Linked DNA regions of Homo sapiens: region 1 is linked to region 2. Evidence: chromatin loops called from intact Hi-C (ENCODE). Cell type or tissue: Calu3. All regions are shown on one strand. Each heading gives the region's core, and the rest is flanking DNA. Links, peaks and the distances in the headings are about the cores only.

Region 1 (16,301 bases), core at 3,050-11,049, 65 kb after region 2:
TGTTAGCTAGGACGGTCTCGATCTCCTGACCTTGTGATCCGCCCACCTCAGCCTCCCAAAGTGCTGGGATTACAGGTGTGAGCCACTGTGCCTGGCCTACGTGTGTAAAGTATTTTTAAATACCATATATGCTGTTGCAATTTTGAGATTATTATACTGAATTTTGAAAGCACTCACTGCTTTGTTTAAGAAATCTTATAGATGTCCATCAGCTGTCTTAGGAGTAAATTAGCCAGATTTTCTTCTGGAGCATAAGTGAGCTATAAATATTATCTGAGACTTGAATTACACAGTCTGAAAATATTAGGGTGTTTGCCTCAGTTTCCTCATCCATAAAATGGAGGAAATAATCCTACTTTATAATTTTGAGAAGTGAGATAATACATGAAAAGTGCTTAATGAGTATGTAAGAAGTGTCAACTGTACAAGGTGGCAGGAAAGGGTCATTACATGATGGTTCTGAGAAGAGGAGGGACCTGAGCTGGCTGATGCAGAATGCACTGGATGGGGAGGGGCAGGGGAAAGAAAAGGGAGTATTTGGAGACCAGGAAGCCAGTCAGTGCAGTCATGAGTTGTTCACGGAGTGTTTGGTGAGCTTGTTCATGGTAGTGAAAGGCATTGGAAGATAAGGCAGGGAGGGTGGGCTGAGACCAGGTGGTAGGGGCACAGAGGAGTTTGCCAAGAAGTGTGGGCTTTTGAAGGCAGTGAGGAACCACTGAAGGTTCTGTGTTCAGAGTGAGATGATCAAAGCCAGGCTGCGTTTATTGTTCTTCCAGGCAGCCATGACCCTCGAGCCATAACAGTTGCATTCCATACCCAACGCTTTGATCTTGACCATTGCCGCTGTTTATCTTTTGGGGAGTACCTTAGATATTTACAAAGTGCCATGTAATCAGTTTCATTAGTCCAGAGATAAGATTAATTAGATGTTTAAGGCAAGTCAGGACTGGACTTGGCTTTGAAAACCTCAGGCATTAAAGGAAGGCTCAAATGGTGATTCTCTCTGCAAATCTGTGAACTTGTGATTTCCTCAGTGATATTTTTACTATGCAGAACACCATACCAAGAGTTCCTCCAGTTGGTAAAGCCTGGTTCCTGTCTTCAAGAAGCTTACAACCTTATCAAGGAGGGGTGGAGTGCTGCTTTAATACAAAATGGAGTGCAGACATATCTTGTTTTGTTGCACATTGCTTTAACACACTCCACAGATGTTGCACTTTCTACAAATTGAAGCAACCCAAATTTGTGGCAACTCTGCATTCAGCAAGTCTGTCTATGCTATTTTTCAACAGCATGTGCTCACCTCATGTTTCTGTGTCACATTTTGATAATTCTCACATTATTTCAAACTTTTTCATCATTACTATATTTGTTACAATACTGTTGGTGATCAGCTATCTTTGATATTGTTATTTTAATTGTTTTTGGGCACCATGAACTGCACCCATATAAGACAGTGAACTTAATGGATAAACGATGTGTGTATGTGACTGCTCCATGCATCAGCCACTCCCCTATGTCTCTCCCTTTCCTACGGCCTCCCTATTTCTTGAGAAACAACAATATTGAAATTAGGCCAATTAATAACAATGGCCTTTAAGTGTTCAAGTGAAAAGAAGCATTGCACATGTCACTTCAAATCAAAATCCGGAAATGATTAAGCTTAGTGAGAAGAACATGTTGAAAACTGACATAGTCCAAAAGCTAGGCCTCTTGCACCAGTTAGCCAAGTTGTGAATGTGAAGGAAAAGTTACTGAAGAAAATTAAAAATGCTATAGTGCTATTCTAGTGAACACATGAATGATAAGAAAGCCTTACTGCAGGCTGGGCGCAGTGGGTCACACCTGTAATCCCAGCACTTTGGGAGGCCGAGGCGGGTGGGTCACGAGGTCAGGAGATCTAGACCATCCTAGCTAACACGGTGAAACCCCGTCTCTACTAAAAATACAAAAAATTAGTCAGGCGTGGTGGTGGGTGCCTGTAGTCCCAGCTACTCGGGAGGCTGAGGCAGGAGAATAGCGTGAACCCGGGAGGCGGAGCTTGCAGTGAGCGAGACTCCGTCTCAAAAAAAAAAAAAAAAAAAAAAAAGGAAAGCCTTATTGCTGATATGGAGAAAGTCTGAGTGGTCTGGATAGAAGATTAAATCAGCTACAACACTCCCTTAAAACCAGAACCTAATTTAGTGCAAGGCCCTAACTTTCTCCAATTCTGCAAAGGCTGAGAGAGGTGAGGAAGCTGCAGAAGAAAAATTGGAAGCTAGCAGAGACTGGTTCACGAGATTTAAGGAAAAAAGCCATCTCCATAACATGAAAGTACAAAGCAAAACAGCAAGTGCTGGTGTAGAAGCTGCAGCAAGTTCCCCCGAAGATCTATCTACAACCATTGATGAAGGTGGCTACACCAAACAGCAGATTTTCCATATAGGTAAAACAGCCTTCTATTGGAAGAAAATGCCATCTAGGACTTTTATAGCTAGAGAGAAGTCAATGTCTACCTTTAAAGGACAGGCTGACTCTCTTGTTAGGGTCTAATGAAGCTGGTGACTAAGTTGAAGCCAGTGCTCACTTACCATTCTGAAAATCTTAGGAGCTTTAAGAATTTATTCTTACTTATTTATTTATTTTTAAATTTATTTTTATTTATTTATTTTTTGAGACGGAATCTCGCTCCCTCGACCAGGCTGGAGTGCAGTGGCGTGATCTCGGCTCACTGCAAGCTCCACGCCATTCTCCTGTCTCAGCCTCCCGAGTAGCTGGGACTACAGGCGCCCGCCACCGCGCCCGGCTAATTTTTTTGTATTTTTAGTAGAGATGGGGTTTCACCGTGTTAGCCAGGATGGTCTCGATCTCCTGACCTCGTGATCCGCCTGCCTCGGCCTCCCAAAGTGCTGGGATTACAGACTGAGCCACCGTGCCCGGCCAAGAATTATTAATATACTCTGCTTGTGCTCTAAATGGAACAACAAATCCTGGATGATAGCATATCTGTTTACAGCATGGTTTACTGAATTTTTAAAGCCCACTTGTAAGACCTACTGCTCAGAAAAAAAGATTCTTTTCAAAATATTACTCATTTACCTGGTTCAGCCTATATTTTATATAAGTCTATAAATAAGGTGTTTGAAATGGTCACGTGAACCAAATAAACGGATTTTAAATCAAAGTGCTATTAGGATGATTAACATAGTTGTTAACTTGTCTTCATTGCCTTGGAGAATTCTGAAGTCTTCAGTTTTATAGAAGAATCCATAACAGTTATGCACATGATGAAGGACCTCCACAGTAGTGATTAATTCAAGGATCATTTCTATAAAAGGTACTTTTGGGGTATAAAACTTAGTACACTCTGGTAGATCTCATTCAGGGTTCAGTTAGAAAAAGCTAAACCAGCCGGGCATGGTGGCTCATGCCTGTAATCCTAGCACTTTGGGACATTGAGGTGGGTAGATCGCTTGAGCCCAGGAGTTTGAGACCAGCCTGGGCAATATGGTGGACCCCTGTCTGTACAAAAAATACAAAATATTAGCTGGGCATGGTGGCATGCGCCTGTAGTCCGTGCTACTCAGGAGGCTGAGGTGGGAGGATCACTTGAGTGGGGGGAGGTTGAGGCTGCAGTGGGCGGTGATTGTGCCACTACACTCCACCCTGGGTCATAGAGCGAGACCCTGTCTCAAAATAAAAGAAAAGACCTTAGATATTTTATGTAGGAAGAAGTTTAATGGAAGGAATTAGAAGTTCATTAAAATAAAAAAGTTTAAAAGGCTGAAGGAGCAAAAGTCACGGGAGGCACCGTGAGCTTTTAGGTTCACCCATACAGTCTTACTCTGAGAAACTGCTGCCACCACTGAGATGAGGAAAACAACAGAAAACTGCTGCCCATGGTCACCGCTGGTCATAGCCGTCCTGAAGCACCCAGGCTGATAACTAGGAAGCGAAAACTTAGAAGTTGCTGTGAAGCTCACATCTGCTAAAGCTTGAACTTCCGAAACTTGCACAGGGGCATATCATTGGCAGAATGTATTTATATACAGTTTTAAGAACCGTGAAGGAAATGGAGATGGACATGTAGCAGTTGCCAGACTTCCGGTCCCGGGTTATAGGAAAAAGTATTGAAAGGGGTAGGGGGTGAATGTGGTGGCCAAAAATAATAGCCACCAATAAAAAAAAAAAGAAGCACGGAATAATATTCTCATTTTACAGATGAGGAAACTGAGGCATGGGATGCAAGTAATTTGCCCAAAGTCACATAGTATAAGATTCAAAACCAGGTCTATCTGATTTCAGAACTAGAGGTTTTTAACCCTTAATTATACTGGGGGCTATCTGTTACAGGGCAGATAGCCCAAAAACTTAGTTTGCTTCCTTGGCTTTGACCAACTCTCATAAGCTCACATTCTACTAGACTACATAATTTAAAACAGAACTGTTAAAAAAGGATTATTTTGGCAACTTCTTATTTGGTGGTATTTCCAAATTTGCTAACCTTTTCAAGTCCTTCCAGAAAATGTGATGTGGTTAGCTCTTGCAATTATGGTAAAATTCCTAGATAAGAAGTCTTGGTTTGATGATATTTTAGGGAGTAGGTGAAGGATATTTGTGCCAGAACTCCTAAGTCCAGGCTTTAAGCCAAATTATACCACAGATAACATCTATGAAATCTCTAAAACATGCCCAATTTTTCTTCTCTGTTTTACTCTTTGAGTGCTGATATTGTTTGGCTGTGTCCCCGCCCAAATCTCATCTTGAACTGTAGTTCCCATAATTCCCACATGTGGTGGGAGGGTCCCGGTGGGAGGTAATTGAATCATGGAGGTGGTTACCTCCGTGCTGTTCTCATGATAGTGAGTGAGTTCTCACGAGATCTGATGATTTTATAAGGGGCTTTTCCCCCTTTTGCTCGGCACTTCTTGCAGCCGCCTTGTGGAGAAGGAAGTGTTTGCTCCTCCTTCTGCTGTGATTTAAGTTTCCTAAGGCCTCCCCAGCTCTACGGAACTGTGAGTCAATTGAACCTCTTTCCTTTATAAATTATCCAGGCTCGGATATGTCTTTATTAGTGATGTGAGAATGGACTAATATCAGTGCCTTGTCTATCTTGGCTGAAATAAAGTTTTAAGCAAAGGAACAAAGTTGACATTTACTGATTATGATCCCCCTGCCCCCCGCAAAGCCAATATGCTAAGTAGAGATAATGCATATTCAGTATAACTCATTTATTCATTCGTTAGCAAATACTATTACTATAACCTTGCTGAAGACCAGTGGGGATTCATTCATTCATTCATTCAACCAATATTCCTTGTGCTGTGTACTGGTTATTCACTTATCATCCCATTTCCCCATGTTCACACAGATCCAGTCTCCTCCCTTCTCTGCCCTTCGCTGGCCCCCAGCAGACTGCTTCCGGCATTATTGGGGTCTGCTTGCTTGCTGGCTTCCATTTGGGTTTGTCTAATGGGAGGAACCAGCAGGCAACTGAAGGGCAAGAGAAGCAGAGGCAGTGTTCCCTCCCTGCTCCCCCTGATTTGTGATGGTGGGTGTGGGCCTTCATGACTTCCGCTTTGGCTGGGCAGCCATGACTCTATAGTCTCCACTCTTGCTGGGTTCCACTGACACTAATTCCTCCCCTTGTCCCTTCAGCCCTAGGGGTGGCAATGGCTTCCCACTCTTGCTGGTCCCTGGACACCTCACTATTCCTCGTGTATCGCAGTAATCTTGCCTTCACTTCTGAAAGGAGCTGCTTCATTACATTTCCTTCATTTAATCCATCTGGAGTATCTGACGCTCCTGAAAGACCATCAGAATAATCAGCTGATCAAACAAAGCTGAGTTTATTATTTACTATAATAAGGGAAAGTATCACCTTGGTGGAGACTTAGTAGTGTGTCAGAAGAAAAATAGTCATTGAGTTTTGGGGCCTGAGTTCAAGTGGTTTAATTTTAATCAGTAATCTGATTAGAATTAGGCAAAGTTTATGATAAAATTGTTTAGAGTTGATGGATGCAACAAAGAAGAGAGTTTTAAGGTGAGACTTCATGAATAACTGTTTGATAGGCAAGTAGATTTGCCCAGGTGAGTGACCTACTGTCTTGGGAAGGGGACTGTTTACCTGTATGAATAACCTATTGTCCTGAGAAGATGGCTGGTTGAGCAGTCTATTTTTGATAAATGAGTATTGGAGGTATCTTATTGGTTTATGGCCTTATCTTCCTGAGCCAGAATTTCTTTGAACAAATAGTAAAGTCACATTGATATAGAGGCTGTAATCTTAGTGCTAATAATTAAGCCGTGGGGCTTCAGACATCTGACAGGGAATTTAGTGCCCACTTGTGGTCATTCTTCAGCCTGAGTTGGAGGCTAGACCATTACCGTCTGGGAGTGTGAGCATTGTGGATCCCCACTGCTGCTTGAGTTATGATTGTGTATCGGGCTTCTGGGGACGGTTATTTCGATCTCTGTAGGTGCCAGGTTTTCAGGTTCTTATTGATGGGTGATCATTTGTTAGCTCACTTGATGAGACAATGGCTGCAGAGCAGCATTAATGATTCTGAAGATCACAAATGTAAATATTGCAACACAAACAAACACTAAGAGAAGGATTATGGTCAGAGCTTATAGTGCATTTCCGTACTAGGAATCAAGAGTGCTCAAATTAAAACGAAAGAACAGATCTCATTCCTAGTCTGAATAGTCCTCAGAACCAGATAGGAGGATATTAGCTAAATCACCTAATTTTATATTATCTTTTTCTTCTGATCTTTTCTAGTAATAGCAAAGAACCCAGAGAGTTCTGCAGGGATGTAAGGACATTCTTCTACTAATGCAGCCCCTGCTCCCCATCAAGAGGCTGGTATTAGATCTAAAGTGGCCCTATTTGACAGATGATGGGAGAAAACAGCTTGGAATAAAACATTATATTGGCTTAGGAGGAAAACAGAAAGGGCTGTGGTTCAGCCTGGAAATAAAAGCTGGATTTGATTAAGAAGCTGTTTTCATTATGGGTGGCTTAAGGATGCCAAAATTAGCAGGGAAATGTTCTTTCTTTTTACTTCTAATATTTGCTCCTTTAGTCCTAGTACTTGTAATCTGCTCCATGGTGAGACTGTTTCTGTATCTACATTTTTAAGGCATTTTACACTAGCCTCTCGTATGGCCCTTCTAACAGTAATGTGACAGTGTTTAATTGTAATTATTTGCTTCCTGGTCTGTCTTCCAGCTGGACCTGTGAGGTCGTCAAGGGCAGAAAGTGTGTCTTAATCATTGGGCTCCTGCAGCCCTTAGCCCAATGCCTGGCATGTGGGAGGTGCTCAGGAAGGCAGTTAGTGACCACTGCGGTCCTCTATCTCTGTAACCCACTGTTACCTAGGGCTCAAGGGCAGGCTGGGTCCTCAGCCTCTACCTACCATGGAGAAGGAATTTGTCACTTTTCTTGATTCCTCAAATTAAAAGGTACCAGAGAGAAATGAACGTTTTTCCTGAGCTTATTGCTCTTGCTGGTGGTGAGAGTTCAATGCACAGCATTCTGAATGTCACTTCCATGAGGCAGGTCACCTCTCCTAGCATTCCCTCCTCGCAGCAAGTGCACCCCACACTCTGCCCCAGCAGCTGTGCTGGAGAAACCACCTCTCCAGAGGCAGCCTCACCTCCTCCATACCTTCAGCAAACAAAGGCCCTCCTGATTACCAGGGACTGCCCTCCTGAAAATGAGGCTAAAGGCCTGTAAATAACTAATGAGTTTCCCCTTTCACAGTTTTTTCCCTGTCTCACTTAGATGTCCAAGTGGCCTTTGCTCTGCTCCAATTCCCTTCCCCTTTCTTCTTCTCTTGTTAAATTGCTGCTTACCCTTAGAGACGGATGTGGGTTATCACACCTCCTTAGTGGGAGAATGAAAACAATAGACATTCATGCCCTGCCTACCATGTGCCAGGCACTTTCTCTAAGCACTTGAGATGTATTTACTCATTAAATCCTCATAACGACCTTATAAAGTAGGTGCCATTTTACAGGTAAGAGAACTGAGGCATAAAGAGCCTCCTCCATATCCTCACCAACACTTGACATGGTCAGTCTTTTTAATTGCAGCCATTCTAATAGATGTGTAGTAGTATCTTGTGATTTTTATTTTGTATTTCTTTAGTGACTAATGATGTTGAGCATCTTTTCCTGTGCTTATTTGCAGATCCTTTGTGAAGTGTTCTTGATTTTCTTTGTAAAGGATCTGATCAAATCTTTTGTTCGTCTTTTATTGGGTTGTCTTTTTTCTTATCGTTGAGTTTGGAGTGTTCTTTATATATTCTGGGTATAAATTCTTTATCTGATAGATGCTGTGCAAATATTTTCTTCCAGTTGGTGGAGTACCTTTTTATTCTTTTAGTAGAAAAGCAAAAGTCTTTAATTTTGATGAAGTCCAATCAATCTATTTGTTCTTTTATTGGTTGTGCTTTTGTTGTCCTAAAAAGCCTTTGCCTAATCCAAGGTCACAAAAATTTTCTCCTGTTTTATTCTAGAAATTTTATAGGTTTAGGCTTTCTATTAAGTCTATGATAAATTTCCAGTTAATTTTTTAATACAGTGCAAGATATAAATCCAAATTCACCTTTATTTTTGCATATAGATAGCCAATTGTTCCAACATCATTTGTTTAAAAGGCCATACTTTCTCCATAGGATTACCTTTTTGTGCCTGCCCAAATCAGTTGTCCATATATGTGTGGATTTATTTCCAGACTCTCTGTTCTTTCCCATTGATCTGTCTCTCTCTACATCAAACACACCATTTTGATTACTGTAGCTTCATAATAATTTTTGCAATCAGTGAGTGTTGTCCTTTTAATATTGTTCTTCTGGTTGGACAGGATGGCCTACACCTGTAATCCTAGCACTTTGGAAGTTCGAGATGGGCAGATCGCTTGAACAATATCGATTCAAAAAAATTTTTTTGTTCTTTTTCACACTTATTTTGGCTAAGTCATTTGCATTTTCATATGAACTTAAAGTCAACTTGTCAGTTCCTACATAAAAAGATTGCTGGACCAGACACAGTGGCTCACGCCTGTAATCTCAGCACTTTGGGAGGCTGAGGTAGGTGTATTGCTTGAGCCTAGGAGCTCAAGACTCACCTGGGCAACATGGAAAAACCCTGTCTCTACCAAAAAATACAAAAATTAGCCAGGCGTGGTAGTGCATGCCTGTGGTCCCAGCTACTTGGGAGGCTGAGGTGGGAGGATTGCCTGAGCCCAGGGAAGTCAAAGTAGCAGTGAGCCATGATCATGCCACTGTACTCCAGCTTGGGTAGCACAGTAAGACCCTGTTTAAAAAAAAAAAAAAAAAAAGCTTGCTAGGATTTTAATAGCAATTACACTGAATCTATAGATCAATTTGAAGAATATTGACATGTCAACAATATTGATTCTTCTAATCCATTTGCTATTTATTTAGGTTTTTAAAAATTTCTTTCAGACATGTTTTATGGTTTTCAGTGTATGGGTCTTACATGTCTTTTGTCAGATGTATCCTTAAATATTTTATATTTTTATGCTATTGTGAATTGTATTTTTTTCAATTTTCATATCTGATTGTTGCTGGCATATACATGTATAGTAGATTTTTATATATTGCTCTTGTATCCTGCAACCTTGCTAAATTTACTTACTGGTTCTAGCAGGTTTTGTTTTGTTTTTTTTTGTAGATTACATTGGGTTTTCTATATAGATGATTATCTGATGTTTTATTTCTTCCATTCTAATCTGGATGAATTTTTCTTTTATTTTCTTTTTTCTTCACCTGATTGCACTGATCAGAACCTCCACACAGTGTTGAACAGAAGTGAGGAGAGTGAACATAACAGTCTTGTTCTTAATCTTAGAGGGGATGCATTCAATTCTTCAGCATTAAGTGTAGTGTTTTAATTAAGTAGATAGTTTTTTAATAGATGTCCTTAGCAGGCTGAGAAAGTTTCCATCTCTTCCTAGTTTGCTGAGAGCTTTGATCAGGAATGAATGTTAGATTTTGTTAAATGCTTTTCCTGTATCTACTGAGATGATCATATGTTTTTATTTTTAAATTTATTAATCTCATAAATTACATTGAATTAATTTTCAATGTTAAGCCAGCCCTGCATTCTCAGGATAAACCCCACTTGGTTAGGATGTATTATCCTTTTAACATATTGTTGGATTAGATTTCAGAATAATGCTGACCTCAGAGAATGAGTTGAGAAGTATTTCTTCCTGTTCAATTCTTTTGGTAGAGTTTGTGTAGAATTGATATTATTTCTTCCTTAAGCGTTTGGTAGAATTCACCAATGAAGCCATCTAGGCCTGGGGTTTTCTTTTTGGGAAGATTGTAAACTACAATTTCAGTTTTTAAAATAGATACAGGGCAACCAGGCATGGTGGCTCATGCCTGCAGTCCCAGCACTTTGGGAGACCAAGGTGGGCAGATCACTTGAGGTCGGGAACTCAAGACCAGCCTGGCCAACATGGTAAAACCCTGTCTCTACTAAAAATAGAAAAATTAGCTGAGTGTGGTGGTGCTCACCTGTAATCCCAGCTACTCTGGAGGCTGAGGCAGGAGAACCACTTGAATTTGGGAGGTGGAGGTTGCAGTGAGCCAAGATCACACCACTATACTCCAGCCTGAATGACACAGTGAGTGAGACTCCATCTAAATAAATAAATAGATAAAATAGATACAGGGAGAATCAAGTTATCTATTTTTCTTGAGTAAGCTTTTGTAATATATCTTTCAAGGAATTTTCTATTTTATCCAAATTGTTGAGTTTATAGGCATAAAGTTGCTTTAAATATTCCTTTATTGTTCTTTTAATGTCATAGAATATATAGTTGTGCCACCTCTTTCATTCCTGATATTGATCACTTGTGTCTTCTCTTTTATGGTCCTCATCACTTCTGGCCATAGGTTTGCCAGTTTTATTGATCTTCTCAAAGAAGCAGCTTTTGACTTTACTGATTTTCTCTATTATTTTTCTGGGTTTTTTTTTTTTTTTTTGACAAATGAATTTTTTTTTAGAGGCAGAGATAAGGGACAGAATGAAAAAAATCTTGATAGTTTCCAACAGATTCTGTCCTTGGTTCTGATATATTCTTCTTTTTTGCTTAAACTAATTGTATTAGTCTGTTTTCACACTGCTATACAGATACTACCTGAGACTGGGTAATTCATAAAGAACAGAATTTTAATTGACTCACAATTCTGCATGGCTGGGGAGGCCTCAGGAAACTTATAATCATGGCAGAAGGCAAAAGGGAAGCAATCACCTTACATGGTGGCAGGAGAGAGCGAGCTCAGGGAAAACTGCCACTTTTAAACCACCAGATCTTATGAGAACTCCCTCACTATCACCAGAACAGCATGGGGGAAACCGACCCCATGATCCAATCACCTCCCACCAGATCCCTCCCTCATTTACTCCCTTGACCTCTTATTTTTCTCTCTCTTTTTTAAAAATTAGAGACAAGGTCTCAATATGTTGCCCAGGCTGGACTGGAACTCTTGGGCTCAAGGGATTCTCTCACCTCAGCCTCCCAATTAATTTGGACTACAGGCATGTGCCACTGTGCCCAGCTGATTTTTCTTAGTTTTAAAAGATGAGAGAGCTAGGAATTTTTTTAGCGTTTCTCAAACTATAGAGAAACGCTATAAATAAATAAATACATAAATAAACGCAATTTTATTTTTTTAAATTTCTGTGTTTGAAACACATTTTACTCTTCTGAATTCTCTTCTGATTGTTGTTCATGTGTATTTATACATCTTGCCTGGTCATTCTTTAAAAAAACCTGTATTTCTGTTTGGGGCCAAACATTGTCTTATGAAGATTTCTATGTAGTAAAAGTCAACAGAATTTCGGATTGTTGCAGCTATGTAGTACTTAATTGTGTTAACATGTAAATAGCTTGATTTAATACAGGACAATAATTTACACTACAGGAACTTTTGGAATGACCATCTCTGACAAGGTGAGTGTTCTGCTTGGTCAAGCACTTTGCAAATGTTAAAAGCTGACAATTTATGAAGTTAGACAGTTGAGGAAAATGTTTAGAAGAGCAAGGATTGGCTATCCTACCCTTGGAGCCATACTAAGTGGTTTCTGTCAAAAAACTGAGTATCAGACTGGGACATAGGCACTCTTACGTCCTGAAGGGAGGCTCAGATGAAGGCTGTGGCCAGGAGGATTGAAGTCAAGGGGAGAAGAGTCTGGAGCCACATTATGTCAGAGCTAGGAACAATCTTGAGTATCTCCTAATAGAATTCAACACCCATTTTACAAATTGAGGAGACTGAGGCTCAGGTGCTGACTTTCGCTGTTTACATGAAACAAGTTACAAAACTTGGATCTTCTGATGAAACATTCTTAGCTTGATTTGGAAGTTTTAGGAGGTAAAGCCCTGAGGGCACCAGAAACGCAGAAGAGGCAAGAGAATACAGAAAGTATGCAGTCTAGAAAGTTCAGACTTAAGTCAGGGAGTGGGCCATTTTTTATGGTCAAAATGAGAGAGGAAGTTTGAAATACAGAGATCCTTCAACCTGAAAAGTTGACGCAGTAGATGTAAGATAACCACAAGTGGGGCAAAGAGTTTTGGGCCTAGATGACCCCTTATACCGATGGAGCTGGGATCAAGTCATGAGCTCGCCCAAATTTGCAGGGAAGCCTTGGCTGAGGAAGGAAAGGTGAATCCTTCCACTTCGTGGTTCTGACACAGAGACAAAAGCAAAGAAAGCTCTGGATTGGTGGGGACAGAGGGGGGAACAAATTTATTCTATCACATAGGACTGCCAGATAAAATACAAGATGCCCCGTTAGATTTGAGTTTCAGACAAGCCATGAATAATGTTTTAGTGTAAGTACGCCCCATGTAATGCTATAATCATAAAATACTATGTAATATATAGTACAATAAATAATAATAAAATAACCATTATGTGCGGTTTATCTGAAATTCATATTTAACTGGGTATCTAGTTTCTTTAAGTCCTAAATCTTACAACTCTACTATTATAGCCAGAGAAATATGATCACTTTCTGTGGTGGTATAGGTTCAAAATAAGGATTTTTGGAGCCCTGTAGCTCTTTCTGGCATCTTGACACCCTACGTGCTTGCACTCATCAAATATACAAACATTTGCTGGAGTTTCACCTTTGGGGTTGAATAAGTAGGTTGCAGTTTTATAAAGGACTCCGTTGCTCAGATGGCTTTCAGGCTGAATGTTCATACTTTTATACAACTCTGTAAGTTTACAGAAGAGTGAAAGTTCACAAACCGGTTACGGAGCCTGCAGATGGTTAAAAAATTGTTCCCAGTGTGGAAAGGCTACGAGATGATCAAAGGCCTGCAGGACAAACACTTCCTGCCTCCAGCAAGGAGCAGCTGCTGCTCTAGTTATACAGAAAGCTGGCTCAGGGTTCACTGGCACTCAGCTCAATTGATGTAAAAACATGCGTGAAAAAGAGAGAGAAAGAGCAAGAGAGAGAGAGATGGTAGTTTACTCCAACAGATATCTATTCTCTATTAATTTACAGATGAGGAAACTGAGGCACAGGCGATGACTTTTCCTGTTTATATAATGCAGGCTACAAAACTTGGATCTTCTGATGACACAGTCTTAGCTTCTAATTCTTTCAAGGAGAATTAGTATGCAAAAATCTAAACTTTGAATGTAAGCACAAGAGTCACTGGTCCTACAGGCAAGGCGGTACCAGCATGCTGCTTGCAGCTTGGTTTGTGGCAGGAAAAACAAAGAAAAAGAAAAATATGGAACATCCATCTAAAGGGGCATGGTTAGCAAATCATTATATAGTTACACTATGTAAATATTTGATAACCATGGCTGTTACTAAACAGTGAGATGGAACCATATGTAATGATCTGAGGGATATCTGTTCTACCTTGCTAAGTGACAGAAAAAATAAAGGATAATGTGTATAATCTAATTGGTTATAATAAGAATGAAAACAAGAGCTGCAATTCCATCAAAAACTCAGTGAGTATATGTGTATGTCTGTATATATTTTTGTGAGAAGAGTGTAGAAGAATCTGCCTCCAACCATCAATATTAATCACATGAGGGAAAATAGCAGCTGAAATATTAGGGAGTTGGTAAGAAGATTATTAGCTGTTTTTTTGAGACAGGGTCTTCTTGCTCTGTCACCCGAACTGGAGCACATTGTCGCAATGACGCTTCACTGCAGCCTCAACCTCCCAGGCTCAAGCAATCCTCCCATCTTAGCTTCCTGAGTAGCTGAGACCACAGGCACATGCTACTATGCCCCGCTAATTTTCATATTTTTTTTGTAGAGATGAGGTCTTGTTATGTTGTTCAGGCTAGTCTCTAACTCCTGGGCTCAAGTAACCCTCCTGCCTCAGCCTCCCAAAGTGCTGGGATTACAGGTGTGAGCTGGGATTACAGCTGATTATTAGCTTTTTGTTGGTACCTCTCTGTATTATTTGGCTTATTTAAATAAGTGTGCATTATTATTACTTATGATTTTAAAAAATCAAAGAAAATATAAAAAGTTATATGACATGTAGGTTTAAAAAATTTATTGCTGGGCTTTTTAAAACAGTAGACTCCCCACCAAACTCCTTATTTTTCATTTCACTTTATCCATTTAAAATATGGTTTAATTCACAAAATTTTGGTTGATAAACAATTCTTTTCCAGGAATAGACTTCAGCACTGTAGTATGCTTATACCTTTTATCTGGAAGCTAACCAGAAATAGGATTTTGGCTTACTGGAGAAAATGCTGGATGATATGAGAATGCTGAGATGGGTTAATGGTAACAAAATGAGCTGTCACAGGAATCCCAATACAAATGCTGAGGCTCAACACTGTGAAGTTGCCGAGCAGGAGCTCTGGACATCTTCCATGCAGTGAAAAGATAGTATACGTTGGCATATATTAGGTTGGTGCAAAAGTAATTGTGGTTCTTGCCATTAAAAGTAATGGCAATAACAATGACTTGTAAGCTTTGCTTTTAGTGATGGGTCTAATCTCTGTTTGCATCATCCCTTCATTCAGCCAGAATCTGTAAGCTCAGTTTTTGAGGTCCCTATTCTCAGTACTAATCAGCATGCTCATTTGTTTTATAGGTTGATCCTATAAGCCTATAAAACAAATTAAGCCTCTGCTCTAGAAAGTTCTATGTTGTTAGATTCAAGAACAAAAAGCACTGCATACTGTTTATATATGTAAATATTTTATATATTTAGTTGAACATTTATATATTTTTTTCTTTGTGTTTTCTACAATCATCACAGATTCTTTGGGAATATATATATTGTTACACATATAAAATGTGTAACAATGTGGCTAATGGGAAAAGGGTGGATGTTTGATACAGTTGGTAGGTAAGTACAATGAATGTTATTACCTTTGTATCTCCTTTAATTGCCAGCTGAAGTATTGAGTTGGTTTTGGGTAAGAGAAGACTTTCTGCTTCTAATTTATTGCAGATTACTAAATTTTTTAGGCACCTGCCCAGTCCACAAAATTTCAAGGAGAGGATGTCAATACCAAAACCCAACCTACCTAGACAGTTACTGTGAATAAAATGGGATAAAATGTATAAATTGCTCTGAGATCCTTGGAAATGGCTATATCAATCCAAGGAAAAATTGCTGTTGCTAATTAGTAGCCCTGTTGGCCTCAAAAACAAAACAAGTAAAACAACCGAGGTATATATTTAACAATATTCTATTTTGCATTCATCAAAGGTATTTGTCATTTATGTGAAATTTGACAGGACACATAAGGACTCTGGGCTTTCTCTGGAGGAAGTGCCAGGGCTCTAGGGATGAACTTGACCCACTGCAGCCTTTTAAAGAGTGCAACACAGAGCATCTCATACTTTGCTTTCCTTCAGTGTGGTGGGACTGGACCTGACCTGTTTGATATGCAAAAGTCCCTTTCCCCTGAGGGCCTTTCCACAACTTCCTGGAGGTTGTGCTTCTGGACCAGACCACTTCTCAGTACATCTGCATGATTTCTAGAATCAGATTTTGAATCCATGGCTTAAGAAAAGAAAATTCCTTTGACTAAACTTTTGGAGGAAATTGAAATATATACTGCTTTTAAAATGCACTTTACACATGTGAACCCATTTTATGGACATACCAAGATAACACTGGAATGTACGTAACTTTGTTTACTTATAAAGTTGCTAGATTTGGTATTTTTGAGACTAAAAGAACTGCAGATATTTTTGTGAGAATGTGGGCTTTCTTTCAATCGCAAAGTCCAAGTAAAAATTTAATTTATTTAATTATTCAATTTTTGCCA
Region 2 (16,301 bases), core at 3,416-11,415:
CAGGAGTTCGAGACCAGCCTAACCAATTTTTTGTAGAGACATGGTGAAACCCTCTCTCTGCGAAAAATACAAAAATTAGCTGGGCGTGGTTTTGCGCACCTGTAGTCTCAGCTACTCAGGATGCTGAGGTTGGAGGATCACTTGAGACTGCGAGGTGGAGGGTGCAGTGAGCAGAGATTGTGCCACTGCACTGCAGCCTGGGCAACAGAGGAAGACTGTCTCAAAAAACAAACACACAAACAAACCAAAACAACCCCAAAAAACAAAAAAAAGTTGTCAAGTTGTCAAGTAATTAATGAAGCAACTCAAATTTGGACACATCAGACTTGGACACATTGTGCTAAGAAAACTTTTACTATACTTGCATCTTTGCTAGAAGACATGTTTTAGCAAGCTGTGTATGTGTCCTTCCCTCCCTCCCTCCCTTCCTTCCTTCTTTCCTTAATTTCCCACCCCCCATCTCTCTCTCTTTCTTTTCTTTCTTTCTTTTTTGAGACAGAGTCTCCCTCTGTTGCCCAGGCTGGAGTGCAGTAGCACGATCTCAGCTCACCTGCAACCTCTGTCTCATGGGTTCAAGTGATTCTCCTGCCTCAGCCTCCTGAGTAGGTGGGATTACAGGAGTGTGCTACCATGCCTGGCTAATTTTTTTTTTTTTTTTTTTTTTTTTTGCATTTTTACTAGAGACAGGGTTTCACCATGTTGGCCAAGTTGGTTTTGAACTCCTGACCTCAAGTGATCCACCCACCTCGGCCTCCCAAAGTGCTGGGATTACAGGTGTGAGCCACCGTACCCGGCCAAGTTGTGTGTCTTTGATTAAGCATCATAAAACTGCGTTAATTACCTCACAGGATGATTCTAATATAAAATACAAGGCAAATACAAGGCAAGACTTAGCCACTTGGGTTCTCCCAAGAAACCATGCCCTGGAGGTGGAGTCTCAATTGTGCCATAAAGTTTATGTGGGAGTACCCATATAGGGGATTCTGTATATCTTGTTTTGGTTCAACCACAAGTTTGACAAATATTTTTGAAAGCTTGCCATGTGCTAGGCACTATTCTAGGCCCACGGATTTAGCTGTGAACAAAATAGACAAAAAAAAAAATTACCCTCAGATGCAGCCCACTTTCTGTATTGTTTTGTTTTAAACATCTATATTATTAAAAATGCTATTTCTTAGGAATCTCAATGTAGAGATAGAGTCTTAAATATCAATTGCACTTTAAAAAGTGTCATATGGTTGTTCTTCAAGAGCATTCTTTCTAGAGTTTAAAAACCAGGAAATACAGAACTTACCTGTGGGTTGAAGAGGGGAAAAGAAGGTGGAATGTTTGTCCTTGCAGGAGGTGATACAGTGAACAGGTTAAGAGCATGGCCTTGGAGTCAGACTGTCCAGGTTCGAAGACCCATGGCTGCACTTACCAGCTGTGCCACCTTGGGCAAGTCACTTAAGTTCTCTAGACCTCAGTTTCCTCATCTGTAAAATGGGGATGGCAGTACTGGCAAACTTAACACACAGAGTTCTTGAGAGGATCAAATGAGGATACATGTAAAGTCCTTAGAATGGTGAGAACAGCTAACATGTATTATTTTCACTTTGCAAGGATTAATTGAGATAGCAAATTTCATGGTGGTCCCTCAGGCCAATTCTTGAAGCTTTAAACCGAATAGTTCCATTAATGTGGATAATCGATCATTTTCCTTAGACTCCCCACCTTTGGATTCCTTTCTTCTCATTGTTAAAAATTGTCCCTGTCTTTCTCTTCCTCGTCACTCTCATATCCTTGTGCTGAATAATGAATAATGTCCCTTCTTCTGAAGTATTTGCACCAATGAATATGCTTTTTTATTTGGGCTTCCACCAATGAGGTTTTATTGTAGTTTAATTCAGTCCAAAGAGCTTTTCTTAAGTATCTACCATGGGCAACTGGATCACTGAGACATTCACTGAGGTGACCGGAAGAGGACTCCAACTTAGTCATAATTTACACAGAGCCAAACTGTCTCTAGCCATCTTTATCATTTATATTTACTGATTGTTTCTTTTACTTCATTCGTGATCCACCTAGCACCAGTTTTTAGATCATTTATTCAACAATCAAGCACTTTCTGTGTGTTCAGGCACTTTGCTGGTTTCTTGGGGTACAGAGGTAAACAAACAGGCATGATCCCTGCCTTTCCAAGCATCTGAGGGGTTGGATAGTACATTTGGTTGCATGAAAGAACATTCTTTTTCTTAAGCAGTGAATTTCCCCTGCCCCACCCCCATAGGCTATGGGAAGGTCCACTGGGCGTATGGAGAGATATTTCAACACTGGGAAGGCTAGAAAGACAGCGCAATGTGAAAGTGAACTTTGCAAGCATCATCTCCACAGTGTCTCGGGATCCTCAGAGCTGCTTCTTTCTTGGGAGAAGTGGGATGGGCTTTTGCACCCTGGCCATGGACAGTGCTGATGGGTTAGAGAATGGTATCCCTCCGTGTGCTGGAATCCAATCAGATACATTAATCTCCTTGGGGGACAAATCAAATTAATCCTCTCTCCAGATGGCAGCAAAGTGACAAGAGTGCAGAGATTAAAAGAGATTGTGAGGTTATACGGTGACAGCACCATCAATCGGGTTAGGAAACCCAGCACTCTATTTTCACCAAAGGTAAATGGCACCATCTCATTTTTTGCAAGTCTGATAGGTTTGGGGTCCTGGAGAAAAGCCCATTCCTATTCACTTCCCTCAATTTGACCCTTTCAATTTCAGAATTTCTATTTCTAAGGAACTATTTTTATTTATCTGTTAAATACTATTTCTTTGTGTTTTCTTTCTCCCTTCCCTCCTTCCTCCCTTCCTCCCTCCCTCCCTCCCTCTCTCCCTCTCTCTCTTTCTCTCTTTCTTTCTTTCTTTTTTTTTTCCACAGTGTTGCTCTGTTGCCCAGGCTGGAGTGCAGTGGGCGATCTCAGCTCACCGTAACCTTTGCCTCCTGGGTTCAAGTGATCCTTGTGCCTCAGTCTCCCAAGTAGCTAGGATTACAGGCATGCACCACCACTCCTGGCTAATTTTTGTAATTTAGTAGAGATGGGGGTTTCACCATGTTGGCCAGGCTGGTCTTGAACTTCTGAACTCAAGTGATCCACGTGCCTCAGCCTCCCAAATTGCTAGGATGACAAGCATGAACCACTGCACCTGGCCTGTTAAATGCTATATTGATCTCTTTGTGCCAAAACTCTTCCCTGATGTTATCATTTTTATTTTTATTGAATTTTCTAATACATTGTGGCCTCTGGGTTCCTGGGGAAGCAGATCCCGACTCAGAGATTGGCATTGCTGCTTAAAGTGTCCTGGGGGTCTTTTCTTCTCACTGGCGTCAACGCTGTGTGGGGAAGGGGAGGCTGGCGGCAGTGCAGTCACAGTGTGTTGTGACTCAGCCCTAGCTGACTCCATGGCTCGAAACCTGGAATGGCCCTTTTGAGTTGTCCCTTTTTGGGAAGAAACTGGGCTTTTATACCCCGAAGTCAACCAGCCATTGCTGCAGGCTGCCCCAGGATGCGGGCACGACCTTGGGCAAGATGGCTTTCCTCAGCCGAGCCGCTGGGAGCTGTCAGCTTACAACCCTCCCCGGGGAGACAGCACCTTGGGTCCTGATGGAGAAATCTGGGTGGCACAGCACAGCATTCATGACAAACATTTAGCAGAGACCCTTAGGATAAGCTGCACTTGAGAAACTCTTTCTTGATGCCATCAATGACTTTTTTTTTTTTTTCCTTGAGACAGAGTCTGGCTCTGTCACCCAGGCTGGAGTGCAGTAACTTGACCTCAGCTCACTGCAACCTCCGCCTCCCGGGTTCAAGAGATTCTCCTGCCTCAGCCTCCCAAGTAGTTGGCATTATAGGCGGGCACCATCACACTCTGCTAATTTTTATAGTTTTAGTAGAGACAGCATTTCACCATATTGGCCAGGCTGGTCTCGAACTCTTGACCTCAGGTGATCCACCCGCCTCGGCCTCGCAAAGTGCTGGGATGGATTACAGGCATGAGCCACCTGCCTGGCCCATCAATGACTTCTTAATGATCTCCTCCAAAGGCATACTTAGTTATCCTTTATCTCTTAGTAGTGTTTGACAGTGGCTTTTCCATCTTTCTCAATATTTTTGCTAAAATAACATGTCTCTTCCTGATTTTCTGATGCTTTCCTCTCTTTGGCCTCTTTTCCTTTTTCTTTTTTTTTTTTTTTGAGATAGAATCTCACTCTGTTGCCCAGGCTGGAGTGCAGTGGCGTGATCTCGGCTCACCGCAATGTCCGCTTCCCAGGTTCAAGCAATTCTCCTGCCTCTGCCTCCCTAGTAGCTGGGATTACAGGCACCTGCCACTGTACCCGGCTAATTTTTGTATTTTTTTTTTTTTTTTTTTTTTTTTTTTTAGTAGAGATGGAGTTTCACCATGTTGGCCACACTGATCTTGAACTCTTCACCTTAGGTGACCCGCCTGCCTAGGCCTCCCAAAGTGCTGGGATTACAGGCATGAGCCACCATGCCCGGCCTCTTCAGCCTCTTTTCTAATCCATAACTATGGTCATGTCTCCTAAATTTCATTCTTAGAGCTCTTTTTTTTCAGCCACTTCTGTCTTAGTTATCTGTCATCTCCATGGCTTCAAAGATAGCCCCCAAAGGAAGAGGTTCCAATCCATAAGGATACCCTTGATCTCTCTTCTGAGCCCTAGTCTGACATTTCTAATCACTTGTCCACTTCAAACTCAGTATGCCTGAAATCCAACCTGCCCTGCCTCTCAAACCAATTTCCCATCCTGAATTCTCTTTTTCTCTCCTTTCTACTGTTTTCCTAATCATTACGCTTGAGATCTCATGTTCATCTTGAACCCCTTTGTATGCTTCATTTACCATCTTGTTGTCATCAAACCTTCTAAGTTAACCTTCCAGAAATACTGCCCCTTTTATTTTGTTTCCACAACTGATATGTAAGTCACTATCACACCACATCTGACCTACTGCAGTAATAATGATTTCGGAGACATTTCTTCCTTTTGAGTAGTTTTGGTAAATTACCTAACACTGATGTAAACACCTTCTACACAACATTGACACACATTTATTCCTCATACCAACCCTATAAGGAAGGTCCTATTATTAGATCCATTCTACAGGTCATAAAACTGAGGCACAGAGAAAACCAAGGCACATGCCAGAGGTCACACAGCTAGTAAATGACACCAGAATTCTGAACCCCAGCAGCCTGGCTCTAGCGCTTGTGCTCTTAACCATGAAGCTAAACTGCCTCAAGCTGGTGCTTGGCTGCTGGTGACACCACCTTTTTCATCTTCATTATTATTGCTCTTGTGTACAAGCCAGAACAATCCTTCACTGTCTCTCGTAAGTTTAATTTGAAGTGTGCCTATCTTATTTTCCCAAGTTGATTGAAAGCTCTCTGAGGGCAGAGACCAAGATATTTTATTCTTCTCTGAACCTTGTTGTAAACAGCAGGAATTTCAGTTTGGTGAAATTCATTGATTGAATTGTTTGAAATATGATGGCAGTAGCCTCCAAAATGGGCCTCTCAGATTTCACACTCGCAGTTAGTTCTTGTTGCACACAGAATGGTCTATTTAGAATGGAAAGCAAATTTAGTTAATTCTCTGTTCAAGCCTCTCCGTGGATTACTGTAAAATCCAAAATTCTTACCATGTAAGGCTCCGCATCATTGGGCTCAGCTCATTTTTAAGTTTCGGTTCATCGCTCAGCTACCGGGGCCTTCTGCACTGCTAACTGCTCCGTGCACTCCCTGACCCCCGCCCAGCTCTCACACTCGCTCCGCCCCTTTCCTGGAAGCCCCTCCTACCAATTTCTCCCTCTTCTTCATTTTATTTATTCAGTTCTTCTGTCTAAAAATACATCATCCTCCCATCACTCTTTACTTCCTCTCCCTGCTGTGCTGTGATTCATAGTTTATCTGTTAGTATCAATTTCTATGTGACATTATAGTTTATGGTTATTTGGTTTTCTTTTCCTTTTTTTTTTTGAGATGAAGTCTTGCTGTGTCGCCCAGGGTGCAATGGCGTGATCTTGGCTTACTGCAACCTCTGCCTCCTGGGGTTCAAGTGACTCTCCTGCCTCAGCCTCCCGTGTAGCTGGGACTAAAGGTGTGCACCATCACGCCCGGCTAATTTTTTGTATTTTTAGTAGAGATGGGGTTTTGCAATGCTAGCCAGTCTGGTCTCGAGCTCCTGACCCCAGGTGATCCGTCCGCCTCGGCCTCCCAAAGTGTTGGGATTACAGGTGTGAGCCACCGCGTCCGGCCATTTGAATTCTTTTTTTGCAGTGTAAACTCCAGTAAGGCAAAGACCTGTATGTTTTGTTGAACAGATTATCCCCAGAGCCTAGAACAGTGCCTGGCACAGAGCAAGCCTCAACGAATATTTGCTGCATGAATGAATGACCTGGGGGGAAAATGAGGAGTTTGAAATGATGGCCATCGGGTCCATTCAGGTCTCTTCCTCCTTCAGCCAGCAGGGGGCTCTAGGCTCTAGAATTCAGAGGCGTAGACAGGCACCTTCACAGTGGTTTACCTGAAATCCCGCCTCCTAAAGCCAGAAAAATCCGCCTCCTTTTTCCCCTCCAAGTAGGATTGTGCCAACCCAGGCAAATATTGAACCTTGTGTTAACAAAGTTTTTTTTTATAGGTGGTCCTTCAAGGATTTCTTGGTTTTGGGTTTTGAAATGTGTAAGGTTTGCTGCTAGCAACTCCACATTTTTTTATTCACTCACAAAGACACATGGTCATAAATAAAATGCATGGAACCAGCGAGACAATAGCACAGCAGTAATGTCATTTTATGTAAGTACTTAAACACCGCAAATTAAACGGCTGACTGAATGAAGCCCATCAATTATATTTTGTGTTTACATCCTTTTGAAAGGAATACATCTCTCTCTGTTTTTGTTTGTTTTATGTTTGTTTTGTTCTGACACCTTCTCAATTACCTGGCACTATAATATTTCTTGTTGCGGACAGATGTCAGAAATACATTGGTAAATATAACATCTTCTTTTGGAAAATAAAACTCCCACTCCCTACTTAAAATAGGTGGTTTTAAAATTTGTATCAACTTAGAAATTGAAAAATCCCTGCTGGAAGAAATCGCTAGTGCATTTGAATGGACTTATTGTCTCTGGTTCATTTCCTTTAGAGTAGATTCTGGCAGGAGTGCCAGACTTATTGCCAAGACAAAAAGAACTATATATTACAGCTCCTGTCCTGCCAACACTAAGTAAAGCTAGTTTGGCAACACTTAACCATTGTTGAGAAGGCCCAAGTATAGTCATAAAAACATTAATATGGCTTATATTCTGTTACTTATGTCTGTTTCTGCACAAATGGTCCTCAAATTTGTACACAGAAAATTTGCCTCCCTCATCAGGCAGCAGTTTCCTGGAAAAACCACAGTAACCTTCTGTACATGAACCAGAGTAGATGGATTCCTGTAGAGGAAGGAGCAAAGAGGAGCCCATGGGAAAGGACGGCTCACCTCTGTGGAGAAGGCTGCCTATCAGTGTTTGTAACAAATAGACCCCTCACTGCATTAGTTTCCAAACAGGGAAATCTATTTCAGTCCAGACACTTTTATTTCTTTCTGGAAAAGAAATAATTGAAATTGCCAACTCTAGGCAGGAGAGAATGCATTGTATGGCTCATAGGGACTGAAGAAGCAGATTAGAAAAGGTGTGTGCTGAGTCTGGTGACCTAACTCAGCAGCTTTTGGCTAAAGGGGTTCCTTGGAATGCAGGGCTTCCTAATTGTGTTAAAATAAAATGATACGCTTAGTCAATAGTTAATGTTTGCCCAGTGTGGGCAGACTTCCTTACAAGGTAGTGTGTGTGGGTAACAATAACATCAACAGAATAGACAGAAGTCCTGCCCTCAGAGAGCTTATGAAACTGTGCATATATTAGGTTGATGCAAAAGTAATTGCGGTTTTTGCCTTTTTTTTAAAAAAAAAAGAATGGCAAAAACCGCAATTACTTTTGCATCAACCTAATAGAATATCACACACTTGAAAGAGGCTTAAGGTCATTATGAAGCATGATACTAATGACTGTGACCCCAGACTCAACTTCTTCAGGAAGGCGTAAATCTTGATCCTGTTTTTTGTTTTGTTTTGTTTTTTTTTTTTTTTTTGAAACAGAGTCTCACTCTGTCACCCAGGCTGGAGTTCAGTGGTAAAATCTCAGCTCAATGCAACCTCTGCCTCCCAGGTTGAAGCCACTCTTGTGCCTCAGCCTCTTGAGTAGCTGTGATTACAGGTGTGCACCACCACACCCAGCTAATTTTTGTATTTTTAGTAGAGATGGGGTTTCACCATTTTGGACAGGCTGGTTTCGAACTCCTGACCTCAGGTGATCTGCCCTCCAAGGCCTCTCAAAATGCTGGGATCACAGGCATGCGCCACCACATCTGGCCCTCTTGATCCTGTTTTTAAAAACTGAAATTGGGCTGAAGCTTGGGTATATCTGGTCTCTAGAAAGCATACCAGAATTCTGTGTATTCCGAAGTATTTAGGAACATGGCAGCCCTCCTGAGCACAAAGGCACTGCTCCCCAAGTGAGATCCGGAGGGGCGAGTGTACGTTTGGTCTCTGTATTTTAATAGGTATTAAACAGCCATTCACTCATTTTCCAAGGTGTTTACTGAGTACTTAGTATATACGAGCCAAAATGCGAGGGCCCTCGAGTTACTTCTGATTGAAAAGAGGATATGACGTGTACATAAACTGCTAAAATTGAATGGACACAGGGATGAGGGTCTCGAGGGAGGCATGTATAAATGGTGAGGAGTTTGGGGAGGGTGGATGACTCATAGATGAGAAGCCTGGGGAGGTTGTCAACGGCGGGTGCATCTTTTTTTTTTGAGGTGGAGTCTCGCTCTGTCACCCAGGCTGGAGTGCAGCGGTACGATCTCAGCTTACTGCAACCTCTGCCTCTCGGGTTCAAGCGATTCTCCTGCCTCAGCCTCCCAAGTAGCTGGGATTACAGGCTCCCGCCACCACGCCCAGCTAATTTTCATATTTTTAGTAGAGACAGGGTTTCACTGTGTTGGCCAGGCTGGTCTCGAACTCCTGACCTCGTGATCTGTCTGCCTTGGCCCCTCAAAGTGCTGGGATTACAAGTGTGAGCCACTGCTCCTGGCCAGCAGGTGCTTCTTATAGGACAAATAGGACTTGACCGCTTTGGAGATGGGCATGAGCCTGGGCCAAGTCCAAAGCTGTAACAGGCTGTGAAGCTTTGTTCCCTTGTCTTTGAGTATCAGATGCCCAGCTAGAACTCCATATTAATAAATTAAACACAGGAGATCGGTTGAACCTTCAGTCAAGCATCTTCCCACATTCCTAATCCTCTGCCTATCTAACTTCAGGAATATTTCTTCACATTATTTTAGTTGAAGGGCTCAAAACTTATTTCTTCTAGTAGGAACTGGTGAATAAATGGTGTCTATTTCCGAGATTCTTTTGTATCCTCCTTATAGACCATGACCACTCATGCTCACATGATCACCGGCCTTTCCCCAGATGCAGCATGGCCCTGTTGTGAACGGAATGATTGTGAACGGAATGATGGCCAAGGAGCTTTATGCTTCTGCACCGCCAGCTCACACGATGGTCCGTGTATTGCCCCGTGGAAAACCGGGGGTGGAAAGCTGTCTCCACGTTCTGCTGCCGAAGCAGCAAGCTGATTCACACATCTTGAAGGCACAGTGGAACATGGAAGGGTGCATATGAGACTTGATTTTGAGGATGAAACTTCCTGTCTGAATCGCTAAGTCTCCCAGCAGGGGTGTTAATGTCCCTGTGAGATGCAGGCTTCCCACAGACACACCCAGGTTGCGAGTGGGTTCAACATGGTCACAGGAGCTTCAAATGGTAAGATGGCAAGATCTGGTAGCATACTGAGACCACCAACCAGGAATGGAGGCTTGCTCCCAAGTAACTAAACATGGACTTGTCTCTGACACGGAAACAATGTGAAACACAGAAGGCTTTTGAGACTCAGAGGCACTCCAACAATGATACTTGAAAACCAGAACAGAGTTTGACACAGATGGATGCTTTCCAAATGTCATGTCATTTTTTCATATGTCAAGGGCGACCCAATGTTTGCTTCCTGTTCCCTAGGTGGGTTTTCCATGGGGACTGCTTCTAACCCCCAATCCCCACACACTCCACCTGGGCTGAAACTGCTGCCTCTTTTCCAATATATAGAAAGAAATGTGGCTCCACCCTGCATTTCCGTAAGACTCAGCTAGTTACAAATTTAGAACCTTGGAAACAATGATAAAACATTCTTCAAGAGAAAATAATCTCCAGGTTTTGTTTCATTATCTGTGAGACTATTCAGTGCTACATCTGCTGAAGGGCATAAAATCCATATTTTTGTTTTAAAAATGGGTCTACTTTGATGCAGCACCCAAATTTAATTACTCTTAAAGCTTTTTAGGATCCCAGATGAAAGATGCTACTGCAGTGTAAAGTTCTAATATTATTTATTTCCCTAGTCATCAACATTAGTTGGTTTCTCCTTTCTTGAAACCTATTTATCATTTGTATAAATATAGTATTTGGGGAGCTTCCTGCATTAGATCATCTCCTGTCGTTTCAGTGCCCTTGATGTTCATTACGCTTTCCTGGTGAGGCTTGCTGAGACATTAATGCAGTGACCTCTCCCATTTTAATATTGCTAGAAGGGCTTTAATGTTACTTATTGCTATTGAGATGAGATTTGACAATTATTTTTCTTGTTTTTGCCTCATGTAAAATACAATCTTCTTTCCTATAAGGGTGACCAGACTTTTCTCCCGATGTCAATACTGTCATTCACAAACATTTGTTCTTTCCTCCTATAACGCTAAACATTGACTAGGTTCTGGGGCTGCCAAGCAATTCTGGGGCTCTTAACCTTCTTCAAAAGCCAGCTCAGATTGTGTCTCCTCTGAGAAGTCACATCTGGCATGTCTTCCCCAGCCACCCACCTTGCCTAGTATAGTGGACAGTCTCTAAGGCACTCCCATGACCCTGTCTCCTGGCATTCACCCTTCATCTCCTCCCCTTAAGTGTAAGCAGCATGTGTGACTTGCTTCACATTAATAAAACATGGCAAAGGAGATATCACTTCCATGGTTACATTACATAAGACTCTAATATCTATCTTGCTGAGGAACTCCCTTGCTGGCTTTGATGAGCAAGCAGTCATGTTGGGGAGGCCCACGTGGCAGGGAACTTGACACCAGCAAGAAGAAACTGAGGCTCTCAGTCCACCACCAACAAGGAATTAAATGCATCCAACAACCTTGTAAGCTTAGAAGCAGATTCTTCCACAGTTAAGCCTTCAGATAAGGACCCAGCCCTGGCCAATACCTTGATTGAAGCCTTACAGAGGACCCAGCTACATGGATACCTACCCCCCGTGGATACCTACTCCCCGTGGGTACCTGCAACTGTGGATAGTACTGTACCCCGCATATACTATGCTTTTTTGACCTGATAACCGAGACAGCTACTAAGTGCCTAGCAGATGGGAAGTATATATGGTGTGGATACACTGGAAAAAGGAATGATGCATGTCCTGGGCAGGAGGCAGCGGCATGGTGCAAGATTTCATTATGCTATTCAGCATGATGCATAATTTAAAACTTATGAATTATTTCTGAAATATTCCATTTAATATTTTTGAACCACAGTTGACTATGAGTAACTGAAACCATGGAAAGTAAAACTGTGGATAAGTAAAACTGTATTGGTTTAACCTGCTAAGTTTGTGGTAATATTGTTATACAGCAATATAAAACTAATATATGTAGCTAATTTCTGCCTTTTCTATGGGCTCTATGTATATTGTGTATAGCTCAGTTACTGTATTTAGATTGTACTATAATCTTTTTTTGCATGTTCAGACTTCCCATATACAATGAGGACCATAATAATAACTATTGAAGCGGAGTAGAGAGGTACATAGAATCTCTCAAATATGCAAAAAGAAAAAGGTAGTTTGCTTTTATTTTCTCTAACTACTCTCATCTTAGTCTCAAGGCCCCATTTTCATGAGGGCTGTGTGTGTGGGGAGGAGCTGTTTCTCTTCTTTGAAAGCCTTTCTCTTATCCTTTCTCTAGAGGCATAGGGAAGGTTTACCCATCCTCATGGCAGTAGGGGAGGATGGCTGGTTCAGGTGATGGTCCTTGTGCTGTTGTCTGTGTTCATGCTGACCTCCTCAGAATTGTGAATTAATCATCTCATTTCCAGGCATCCTGCTGGCATCTGCTGTTGAAGGCTGCAGCTGACATAACTCATGGCCTATCCTTTGGCCTGATCAGGAGCTGGTAGGCTTCTTTTCGCTGATTGAGCTCCACATTGACCCTTGCTGGCTGTGCAGATGCTCTAATCCTCTTCCATATTCTCCATCCAATTCTGGCCTGGAATGTCCATTCTGTGGTCTCTGCTACGGATCACTTTCACACTAGCCTTGCCAGCCATATGGCAGTTCTCTTGGCCCTCAGTGGTCAACTAGCTTCTGTGTCACTCAGTGGGAGAGCCCACTGGACCATCTGAATCCCCTTCATTCTACAAAGGAACTGGGAGAGACGTGGAACACTTTGTGTCACATCTTGACAAAGGAATACCCTGTGAGATGGTCTTGTTCCACAGTTTCAGAGAAGTGGCACAAGCCCCATTCACTTTCAGCTTCTCTCTTATTTTGGATTATGTTCTTCTGGCCAGTGTAAGGCCCAAGGTGGAGGCAGTGCTTAGTCTCTGAGAGACTCAGGTAGCGTCTTCTCTTTGCCTCCTTCTCTGCAAATCTCTCTCTATTACCACCACTTCTCCTGGAAGGGCTTCAGATTCCTCATTCTCCCTGGTGGGAACTCACCCTTACGTCATTTCCTTCTGCTTTCTTTCCCTACCCTAGACGGGACTTGCCCTTTCTTCCCTGGGACACTAAGCCTCATGGCTTAGCCTTGATGATATGCAGGCTTCAGGAAAAAAATTGCTTAACAATTAAGAGAGATGCATCAGAAGTGAATTGAAAAATATTTTCTTTAAAAAATTATGTCATAAAGGAAAAGATGAATATATTTTACTCCACTGACTTTAAGAACTTATGTTCATCAAAAGATTCCATAAAGAGATTGAAAAGACGGGCCCCAAATTGGGAAAAGGTACTTGCACATGTATAGCTGACAAAAGGTTAGTTTCCAGAATACACAGAGTATGCCTTAGAATAGAGCCGAAAAAGACAAATGACCCAATAGAAAATTAGTTACGGGACACAAATAGGAATTCTCCAAAAGCATGAATGGCCAATAGACATATAAGATGATTTTCAACCTTATTAGTAATCAGGGAGATGGAAGTTAAAATCACAGTGAGATACTATTTATACCCATCGAATTGGCAAAAAATGTAGTCTGATATTTAGTGTTGGGCACAATGCAGACTCTCATATATGGGATTTGGAGTACAAATTAGAACAACCACATCAGAAAACAAGTTGTCATTACTTAGGCAAAGTTGAATGTATGCACATACAGTAATTCCGGTCAGAGATCCTGAGAAACTCTTGCATCGAAACACCAGGAGACCTGCAGAATAATGTTCACAGCAAAGATTTGGAAACAATTGATATGACCATCAACATGAGAATGAATTAATAATTAAGTTGTGGTATATTTATGCCATACAATGCCATTCACCAGTGAAACGAAATGAATGAACTACAGCTGCACAGTCAATATGGATGAATCTCAAAAGTGCTTTGAGTGAACAAAGGAAAGTCACAGCATGAGGCAGAAAAAGCAAGCATGAGTCCTTTTATCTAAAGATTGAAAGCAGGCAAACCCAAGCAATATTTTCTTCCTTTTTTTTTTTTTTTTTTTAAACTGAGACAGGGTCTCGTTCTGTTGCCCTGGTTGGAGTGTAGTGACATGATCTCAGCTCACTGCAACCTCTGCCTCCTGGGCTCAAACCATCCTCCCACCTCAGCTTCCTGAGTAGCTAGGACCACAGGCGCCCACCACCACACCCAGCTAATTTTTTGTATTTTTCATACAAAATGGGGTTTCATACAAAATGGGGTTTCACTATGATCACCAGGCTGATCTAGAACTCCTGGGCTCAAGCTATCCACCTGCCTTGGCCTCCCAGAGTGCTGGGATTACAGGCATGAGCCACCATGCCTGGCCCAAGCAATATTTTCTTTAGGATACAAGAAAAAGAACATAATAAGACACGAAAAAGATTACCTCTTTGTGGGAGAGAAATTTGGGGGAGAGGCAATTAGGAATGGGCAACCCAAGGCTTCAAAGGTCATGGTAACTTTCCATTTCTTAAGTCAGTTTATTTTATGTCTTCATTGTACAAGGCGCCATAGTGGTGCTGTACATAATTATTTTTAATTTCAGCAATATTCATGAAAGCTAGGCTCTTTTTATTTCTCTGATGAGATCAGGTGCATTCAGGGTGGTATGGCTATAGACTTTTTAAATTCCTTTGAGATGATGAAACTAAGCTGCATGAGGGTTAAGTGATTTGAACAAGGGCCCACAGGAAGTAAGAGCAGACTAGAGAGGTTGAACCCAGGTCTGTCCCAAGCCCACATTCTATACATTTGATCATTCTGTGTCTCTGAAATACAACCTATATTTTACTAATCTCTGCACTCCTGTGCCCAGCTCAGAGTCTGGCATGTAGAAAGCATTCCTTAAACATTAGCAATATGCTGTTTCCTCATCCCTTGTTTTCTCTTTTAGATAATTTTAACCATTTTACTTAGGTAGAAATTATTATAAATGACTGTCTTAGTCCAGTTGTGTTGCTATAACAGAATACTACAAGGTAGATAATTTATAAAGAAAAGAAATGTATTTGGCTCACAGCTCTGGAGGCTGGGAAGTCCAAGGACATGGTGCCATAATCTGCTTGGCATCTGCTGAGGCTCTTATTGCTGTGACATTCCATAGTGGAAGGCAGAAGGGCAAGAGAGCTCAAGAGGGGGCCAAACTTGCTTTTATAGCAAAGCCACTCTCATGATGACTGAACCCACTCTCACCATAATGACATCAATCCACTCCTGAGAGCAGATCCCTCATGGCCTAATCACCTCTTGATGGTTCCACCTCCCAATACTACTACAATGACAATTTAAATTAAATTTAACAATTAAATTTCAACATGAGTTTTTGAAGGGATATTCAAACCATAGCAATAAGACTGGGCTTTTGGTATTTTTTTTTCCCTGCATGTCTCAGTGGAGTTCTGGTTGTCAGATACCCAAATGTCTCTGGCTAATTCAAGAAAAAAGGAATTTTTGCAAACATGTTGAAAACCTGTGCAGATAGAGTTGAATCATCAGGTCTTGGGTAGAAGCAGGCAGCAGGAATGACAGAACATTCTCTTTGTGGCTCTTTCATTAGAGTGACTCATTCCTATTATTTTTGCCCCTGTGTTTCCTTGTTTCTGGGAGGGTGAGTGGTTGGCCTCTCTGGGTTACATGCTCATCCTTTGGATGAGAAGAGACAATGTGACTGGCCATCCTACCAAGACCACATGGGATGGGGGAAGGACTAGTCTCTCCAGAGGTAAGGTAGTTGCTTATTACCCCTGAAAAGAGATACTCCTATTTCCCTGCTCACAGGACAGGCCATTGAGAGTTAGAAGAAGAAACATTAATTCTTCACCATCACTCTTGGAGGAGGGGCTTAGAGCATTGGCAGCAGCATCTTCATGCTGGAAAAACACTTAGAAAGTTTTTTGTTTTTTTTTTTTAAATTAATAGACTTTATTTTTTAGGACAGATTTAGATTCAAGAAAAAATTGAGCAGATAGTACAGACAGATCCCATGAAGCCCCACTATCCACTAGTTTCCCCTGTTATTAACATCTCACATTAGTGTGGTACATTTGTTAAAATTGATGAACCAATATTAACTATTAACACATTATTATTAATTAAAATCCATAGTTTACATAAAGTTTTGCTCTTTGTGTTGAACAATTCTACAGGTTTTTACAAAAGCATAATTCTTGTATCCTACAGAATAGTTTCATACCCTAAAAATCCTCTGTGCTTCACCTATTCATCTCTTTCCCTATCCCATTGAGTACATTCAGACAATGGAATATTAGTCAGTGCTAAAAAGAAATGAGCTACTAAGGAGGTAAAAGATCTTCTCTATGATGAAAACTAAAAAGCACTGATGAAAGAAATCAAAGAGGGCACCAAAAATGAAAAGATATCTCATGCTTGTGGATTAAAATAAA

The links. Peaks named below come from ENCODE experiments on the same cell type or tissue, not always from the same donor. Only the 100,000 strongest peaks of a DNase experiment are listed, where the experiment ranks them.
Region 1: a loop joins it to region 2, with 5 times the contacts of the local background. A loop is called at or near these places in 7 of 110 quality-filtered maps.

The regions. Positions count from the first base shown.
Region 1 is chr7:25,986,364-26,002,664 of GRCh38, reverse strand. The region is part of intron 6 of LOC105375199 (a long non-coding RNA gene); the gene reads left to right. Among named protein-coding and RNA genes, the nearest start is that of MIR148A, 45 kb to the right of the region's middle. In Calu3, for the core only: no CTCF peak of the experiment used is centred there; a DNase peak (open chromatin) is centred at 6,334.
Region 2 is chr7:26,052,080-26,068,380 of GRCh38, reverse strand. It overlaps LOC105375199 (a long non-coding RNA gene), which reads left to right. Exons shown (of 7, transcript XR_927114.3): 3 at 6,684-6,838; 4 at 9,567-9,917. Among named protein-coding and RNA genes, the nearest start is that of NFE2L3, 92 kb to the left of the region's middle. In Calu3, for the core only: a CTCF peak has its summit at 6,493 (motif pointing right); a DNase peak (open chromatin) is centred at 6,520.